Linked DNA regions of Homo sapiens: region 2 is linked to region 1. Evidence: chromatin loops called from intact Hi-C (ENCODE). Cell type or tissue: heart right ventricle. All regions are shown on one strand.

Evidence for each region. Peaks named below come from ENCODE experiments on the same cell type or tissue, not always from the same donor. Only the 100,000 strongest peaks of a DNase experiment are listed, where the experiment ranks them.
Region 2: it touches region 1 in a loop (4-fold over the local background); 5 of 110 quality-filtered maps call a loop at or near these places.

The regions. Positions count from the first base shown.
Region 1 is chr21:45,921,204-45,925,203 of GRCh38, forward strand. The region is part of intron 13 of PCBP3 (poly(rC) binding protein 3); the gene reads left to right. Among named protein-coding and RNA genes, the nearest start is that of COL6A1, 59 kb to the right of the region's middle. In heart right ventricle, CTCF peaks have their summits at 2,179 (motif pointing left) and 2,380; a DNase peak (open chromatin) is centred at 2,178; H3K27me3 peaks cover 231 bases.
Region 2 is chr21:45,844,830-45,848,829 of GRCh38, forward strand. All of the region lies in intron 4 of PCBP3 (poly(rC) binding protein 3), which reads left to right. Among named protein-coding and RNA genes, the nearest start is that of PCBP3-AS1, 10 kb to the left of the region's middle. In heart right ventricle, no CTCF peak of the experiment used is centred here; a DNase peak (open chromatin) is centred at 2,020.

The sequences.
Region 1 (4,000 bases):
TAGAAATTTTTAAAGCTTCAATTTCTTACTATATCAATATAATTATAGAATATGTTGTTTTAATTTATAATGTAATTGAATACAAAGTTTATTTATACCACAGTGCCGGCTTATATACAGATACTAGAGTCATTTTTTAGGAACGTGATATTTGACCTGGATGTGTGGGCCCATGAATAAGAAACATCAAGCATAAGAAAATACATTCCTTAGGTTTGAGTATTTCTTTATGTAAAACTAAAATATGCATGTGTTTTCTGTGCCCAGTTTTAAAAAGTGTTTTTAGCTTGTTCTTATTTAAGAATCATCTGGGCTGGGCATGGTGGCTCAGGCTGGGTGTGGTAGCTCAAGCCTGTAATCCCAGCCCTTTGGGAGGCTGAGGCAGGTGGATCGCTTGAGCTCAGGAGTTTGAGACAAGCCTGGCCAACATGGCGAGACCCCGTCTCTACCAAAAATACAAAAAAATTTAGCCAGACGTGGTGGCACACGCCTGTAGTCCCAGCTACCCGGGAGGCTGAGGCGAGAGGATTGCCTGAGCCCGGGAGGTGGAGGTTGCAGTGAGCCAAGATCATCCCTCTGCACTCCAGCCTGGGCGACAGAACGAGACCCGTTTCAAAAAAAAAAGGAGTCATCGGCACTGATCTGCCTTCGCCTGCTTTTCTCCAGCTCCTCACACGCCACATGCATCATTTTACCCACGTCCTCCTCGAGGCTTACTGTGCTCTGGATGTGCAGGTGTTTTGAAGAGGCACAGAGCTGCTCGACAGGGTGAAGGACTTAGGAGGACTGAAGTCAGGCTCTCCAGTATGGCCACTCGGCAGCCCTGGAGACTATCCATGTGCCTCTGTGTGTCCTGCCTGGGTCAGACCAAGTGCAGTTTCAGAAATGAGAAAGAGAAACAGCACCTGAGACCTGGGACCTGAGAGCAGAGCCGAGAGCGCCCACACCTGGACAGACTGCTTGACTCTCACCCAGCACGTCTGCACCTTTAATTACAGCGGGGAAGTTACACCAGGAAGGAATTGTTTTTTCTGGAAGAAATGAGTGAACTTCAAAAATACCCTCATAGGCCAGGTACAGTGGCTCTCTCCTGCGATCCCAGCACTTTGAGAGGCCAAGATGGGAGGATTGCTTGAGCCCAGGAGTTGGAGACCAGGTTGGACAAAAGAGCAAGACCCCATTTCTACAAAAAAATACAGAAATTAACTGGGTGTGGTGGCACACACCTGGAGTCCCAGCTACTCAGGAGGCTAAGGTGGGGCAGTTACCTGAGCTCCGGCAGTCGAGACTGTAGTGAGCAGAGATTGCACCACTGCACTCCAGCCTGGGCGACAGAGCAAGACCCTGTCTCAAAAAAAGAAAAAATACCCTCATATATACAAATCTTTATTTCTAGTCTTCCAGCTCTCCTAATCACTCCCTTACTTAACGTCCCCATCATTTAAAGGGGATGTTGAAAGCAAGCAAAAATAAAAACATGTTAGAGTTGACGAAGAGTTTGCCATGTAGGCGATTTTAGATGAGCCTTTGCACCAACCCTGTGAGGCAGATCTCAGGACCGTGGGGCCAGTTCCACACACGAGGAAGTGGAAGCTCTGAGAGGTGCCTTGGCCAGAGCTAATGAGCCAGGGAATGGGAGGGCTTGGCACAGCCGCCCAGGCAGCTGGACGTGAGTGGCAGATGTGCAGCAACGCTGGGAATCAAGCGGACACCAGTGTCTACTAAGAAGCTGGTTCTTCAGTGAAAGAGTCGTGGGGAAATTGTAGAAATGTGTCGTTGTAAGTGGGAGCCAGGGATGGGAGGCACGACCAGATCCTGTGCTGGATGCGGCCCTTCATCCCAGCTGTGCAATCCCCGGGACTCTGTCGGTGCCACGCATTTCCCCTGGACACATGAAGGGCACGCGTGGGCTCTTGTGACAATCTCATGCACTTGCAGAGATTTGGGCAGATTGTTGCAGAGTGCTTTCTCCTCCCACTTGTTCTGTGTCTCCCTCTGGAACCCTGTGGGGAGGTGGGTGAGGGGTCCCCTCACTGTAGTGAGAGAGTAGTCAATGCCGCATGCTCTGGGCACATGCCGAGGGGCCCAGCCTCTCTCACTCTGAAGCCTGGCACCTTCCAAGACCTTGCAGCTGCAAGTGGTGCAGCGGCTTGCCCATGGCCCCACCTGCTGTCAGAGCTGTGCTACTGCAGCCACTCCTTTCATGAAACAAGAGGCCCAGGCAACCCTCACTGCTGGCTGGAGTTCCATCTTTCCTTGCTTGGAACACCGCACCCTCTGCAGGGCCCCAGTGGCACGGCTCTCACATGCTGTTCCTCCCAGCTTGCCCTTCTCAGAACGAGACTTTGCATCTTTACAGGACCCTCGGGCGACTCACTGGCCCGTGGAGGTCTGAGAAACACTAGTCAGGAGGCCTGAGAAGGAAGAACATGCATCCAGTTGGAAGCCCAGGGGAGACATGGAATGGAGAGAGAAAATTCCAAGAGACACACAGAGAACCTTCCAAAATTAGAGAAACCATCAACAATTCCCAAACAGGATAAACAAATAATACAAATAAACTCGACCTGGAACAGTTGAGTGGATAGAAACAGCACACGTAAGATCGGGTGTGCACGAGGAGATGCGAACACCGGGAACAGTCGAGTGGGTAGAAACAGCACACGTAAGATCGGGTGTGCACGAGGAGATGCGAACACCGGGAACAGTCGAGTGGGTAGAAACAGCACACGTAAGATCAGGTGTGCACGAGGAGATGCGAACACCGGGAACAGTCGAGTGGATAGAAACAGCACACGTAAGATCGGGTGTGCACGAGGAGATGCGAACACCGGGAACAGTCGAGTGGGTAGAAACAGCACACGTAAGATCGGGTGTGCACGAGGAGATGTGAACACCGGGAACAGTCGAGTGGGTAGAAACAGCACACGTAAGGTCGGGTGTGCACGAGGAGATGTGAACACTGGGAACAGTCGCGTGGGTAGAAACAGCACACGTAAGGTCGGGTGTGCACGAGGAGATGTGAACACTGGGAACAGTCGCGTGGATAGAAACAGCACACGTAAGATCGGGTGTGCGTGAGGAGATGCGAACACCGGGAACAGTCGCGTGGGTAGAAACAGCACACGTAAGATCGGGTGTGCGTGAGGAGATGCGAACACCGGGAACAGTCGAGTGGATAGAAACAGCACACGTAAGATCGGGTGTGCACGAGGAGATGCGAACACCGGGAACAGTCGCGTGGGTAGAAACAGCACACGTAAGATCGGGTGTGCGTGAGGAGATGCGAACACCGGGAACAGTCGAGTGGATAGAAACAGCACACGTAAGATCGGGTGTGCGTGAGGAGATGCGAACACCGGGAACAGTCGAGTGGATAGAAACAGCACACGTAAGATCGGGTGTGCGTGAGGAGATGCGAACACCGGGAACAGTCGAGTGGGTAGAAACAGCACACGTAAGATCGGGTGTGCGTGAGGAGATGCGAACACCGGGAACAGTCGAGTGGATAGAAACAGCACACGTAAGATCGGGTGTGCACGAGGAGATGTGAACACCGGGAACGGTCGAGTGGGTAGAAACAGCACACGTAAGATCGGGTGTGCGTGAGGAGATGCGAACACCGGGAACAGTCGTGTGGGTAGAAACAGCACACGTAAGATCGGGTGTGCACGAGGAGATGTGAACACCGGGAACAGTCGAGTGGGTAGAAACAGCACACGTAAGGTCGGGTGTGCGTGAGGAGATGCGAACACCGGGAACAGTCGTGTGGGTAGAAACAGCACACGTAAGATCGGGTGTGCACGAGGAGATGCGAACACCGGGAACAGTCGAGTGGGTAGAAACAGCACACGTAAGATCGGGTGTGCGTGAGGAGATGCGAACACCGGGAACAGTCGCGTGGGTAGAAACAGCACACGTAAGATCGGGTGTGCGTGAGGAGATGCGAACACCAGGAACAGTCGAGTGGGTAGAAACAGCACACGTAAGGTCGGGTGTG
Region 2 (4,000 bases), 76 kb before region 1:
AACTTCATATACGTATATAAAGTTATAACTTTATATACGTATATGAAGTTTATATACGTATATAAAGTTTATATATATGCTTTATTTATATATATAGTTTACATATATATATGCTTTATTTAAGGTTGAACAAAATTTTGCATTCATCAGAAGCTTCCTTTTATGAATTCTTAGACTTTTTTACTGGGTACCCCAGAGATTTAAGGTATCAGCTTGAATATCTTCTAAACTGTTCTCCCTAAAAGGACCATACCTGGATTCTCAAGGAGTCCACCTCCGGAGGGGTCACTGACAGTTCTGCTCTCTTATGCCTTTTGTTCATCTTAACCAGCCTTGGTTAGCAAGGGGCACCTGCCACCAGATGATCTCTTACCAAGTCATGGTTTCCTGTCTGAAGCGGTTTCCCTGATGCTGAGAGGCATGAGGAGAATGTTACAGAGAGACAGCATGCTGCCTTGTGATTGTCTGAGGTTTGAAACCTTCTGGTGAAGCTGAAACCATTTCTTAAGAGCCTGGCTAATGCTGTGAGCTGCTTAAGCACCCGTGTGCACATGTGTGTAAGTGTGTGCCTTTGCCATGTGTATGCATGTGAGCTGCTTAAGCACCTGTGTCCACACGTGTGAGTGTGTGCCTTCACCTGTGTATGTGTGTGTGTGAGCTGCTTAAGCACCCGCGTGTACACGTTTGTGAGTGTGTGCCTTTGCTGTGTGTATGCATGTGTGTGAGCTGCTTAAGCACCCGTGTGCACACGTGTGAGTGTGTGCCTTTGCCGTGTGTATGCATGTGTGTGAACTGCTTAAGCACCCGTGTGCACATGTGTGAGTGTGTGCCTTTGCCATGTGCATGCATGTGTGTGAGCTGCTTAAGCACCCGTTTGCACATGTATGTGAGTGTGTGCCTTTGCCATGTGTATGCATGTGTGTAGTTTGCAGCTGAGTGCACTGCTTTTGTCTGGACTGTGCCCAGGAGGGAATGTGACACCCTTGGGGTCCTTGCCTTTGAAGCTGATCTGTTGTGGCAGCCAGTTCAGCATGTTCAGCAAGATGTTAAAGCCATTGCTCTGCTGTTACTCCCGGGGTCTCACAGCCAGAGCAGGCCAGAGGTGAGGAAGGGGATCCCATGCCTCCTTCATCTCCTCTGTCTCCTTGCCTTCCTAAACAGCTGTGTTTCCCACTGAAAAGGGAGCTGCAGAGCATTTCCACGTGGAGATTCCATCTCGTTTGTATCCAGCTCCATCAGGGGCCTGCTCTCAGGCTCCCCTGGGCGTGTGCGTGAGGTTGGAAGAGGCGGGTCACTGCAGGAATGTGTCGTTCTGTCATGTCACTCTCTCGATGTCTGGTCTCATGGGGTTCCTTACCAATTTAGGGACTTGTTAGGGAGATATCTAGAACTATATTGATAGATATACATCATGAACCAGTTCCCCTTAGGTGTTTCTAAAATGATATAAATTACCAAGGAAATAGCCTTTGGTTAAAGTTCATTATTTTCTGGTCTTGCATTGTTAGCATAGACTGCTGTCTGCTGTCTGTGCCATTTCTATTTCATGTAACTTACTGAGGTTTTCTTTGTGCCCTAATACAAGCTAGTTTTTTGTTTGTTTTTTTTTTTTAACGAATGTTTCAAGTATGTTTAAGAAGAAAGTATAATCTCTATTATTGGAGTACAAAGTTTGATGTAATGTCCCTAAGACCTACCTCCTGTTACTAGCTCTCTGTCATGCTGAGTTATTTTTGACCCCTTACCTTGCCATGGCTGACAGTCATGTGTTAATGATTGCTGTTCTTAGGTTTCTGTTTCTTTCCCCAACATCTATAGTTTCTGCATTATAAAGCCAGCTTCCGTGTTTGGGGTTCTAGCAGATTCTTAACTCATATGGCTTCGCCGCGCACTGGGTCCTCCGGCATCAAGAAGTGCCCTTCTTGGTCTTGCTTCCTGCTTTGAGGTGAGGCTGGACCTTGTCCCACAGGGAGATTGCAATCCCTGCTCTTCAGCCTGGTGCGCTGGCCTCACGTGCTTCTGCTCATTCCTTGACACTGAGCCTTTTCAAATCACTTGGCAATTGTCATGTCTCTTGTGTAAAGCAGAGCTGGCTTTGTGAGCCAAGTGGAAATTTTTCACAGGGCCAAAACCATTTACATTTACTCATGTGTTGCTAGGACCAGTATGTCCAGTCCCAACTGCCACATAACTTGCTCCTGTATTTAATGTGTGTGTTGTGTTTTATTTATTGTGCATCTTTTTATTTTTTACATGTGGTTTGTGTCTTTGCTTTTTTTTTCTGTTGTTTTTGGCATTTAGGAAGGTCTGTGTTTTGTTCTGCTGGCTACTGTTATAAATAACACCTCTCATTGCACCCTTAGTCCCTTGTTTCTTCCTCTGACCTCTTTATTTTGGCTTGTCTGGTGGGATTCTTTTCTCCCACCTATTTTTCATGCTTCAGTCTATGAGCTTATTCTACATTCCTTTTTTTCTGATTCATCTACCTCTGATTTATTTGCTGTATTTTTACTTTTGCAGAACAGCATGCTTCCCGATAAGAAGCTGTTTCACAGCCCACCTCCATCCTTACCCTCACTTTCTCTTTTAGTCTGTGCTCAACAGATTTGTTATTTTTGTTTATGTCAAATTTCCCAGTGGTCTCTTGGCTTGAGGAAGATTCTTTTGTAGTGGGTTTGGGCCTGGAAACACAGTGTTCATTGAGTTCTTAGCTATTTAAAACTATTTCTCTAGAGCTTTAATTTTGAAGGACAGTTTGGCTGACATAAAATCCTTTGGTCACACTTTATTTTTACTTGAGTTTATGAAAATAATTGCTCCACTGTTCACTTACCTTGTACATTGCAGTCAGGAAGTCCGATCCCCATCTGATTTTCTTCCCTTTGTGAATAAGCTGGTCTTTTTGCCTGGAGTCCCAAAGAATTTTCTCTCAGTTGTAATCATTACTGGGGAGTGCCTTCAGGGCCACCGTTCTGGGTCAGTTTGTTCAAGTACATGATGAGCCTTTCAACTTGTCGATTATTTTTTTCCTAAGAACATTTCTAGGATTTTAAGTATTAGGTCTGTTTCGTAGTTTTGCTTTTCTGTTTTGGGAACTCCAGTCTTTGTTTCTTGGGTCTTTGTTGGCCTGGGCTCTGTATCTGGCAGCTTCTCTGCGCGTCTCTCACCTCTTGGTCAGCCTCATGTTCTCTTTGATGTTCTCAGTCCTCCTGCAGTGTTCCTTATGCAGTCATTACCAGTAGAGGGTGTCCAGGTGGCATCTCGAACAAAGGATTGGACAAAACGCACAAACAAAGCAAGGAAAGCAAAAGCAGGGATTTATTGAGAACGAAAGTACACGCCATGGTGTGGGAGCAGCCTGACCATCGGGACTCAGGAGCTTACAGAATTTTCTGGGGTTTCGATACTCTAGAGGTTTCCCCTGGTTACTTGGCGAATATTCTATGAAAATGAAGAGAATGAAGTGAAGTCAGAGTCATTTACTCAGAATGCACCCTACTGTAAATGGAGAGGATGCTACTTGGAGTGTGTGGTCTGTATAAATGGAGAGGATGCATATGAAGTTACAAAGGGTAAATGCCGTGAACGGAGAGGGTGAAGTGCAGTTGCAAAGCTGTTCACATCCCTGTCATTGCTGAGGAGCTTTCATTTGATTTAGTTCTAGGGAGTCAGCCTGGATGGATCAGCCTTCTGTTCCCTGCCTCCTTCTGTTGTCCTGCCTCACACTCAGCTGAATCTCTCTCTTTTGGTACCTTGTAACTTAGTCTCATTTCTAGGCTAATTGTGTCATTCTCTTTCATTTCTGTCCTGGGTTAAATTAATTCTCATTTCACAGTTTTTTGTTTTAACTGTACATTTGTGTTCCTGGTGTTTTTAGTGTTTCATTTCTGTTTCTCAGCTTTTACTCATTTTGCTTTGGACTGCAGCGCTGGGTGGGAGTTCTCAGTTCCATTAGCTGAAGAAGTTTTAGTGCCCACACCCCGTTTTCCTCTCTCAGAGC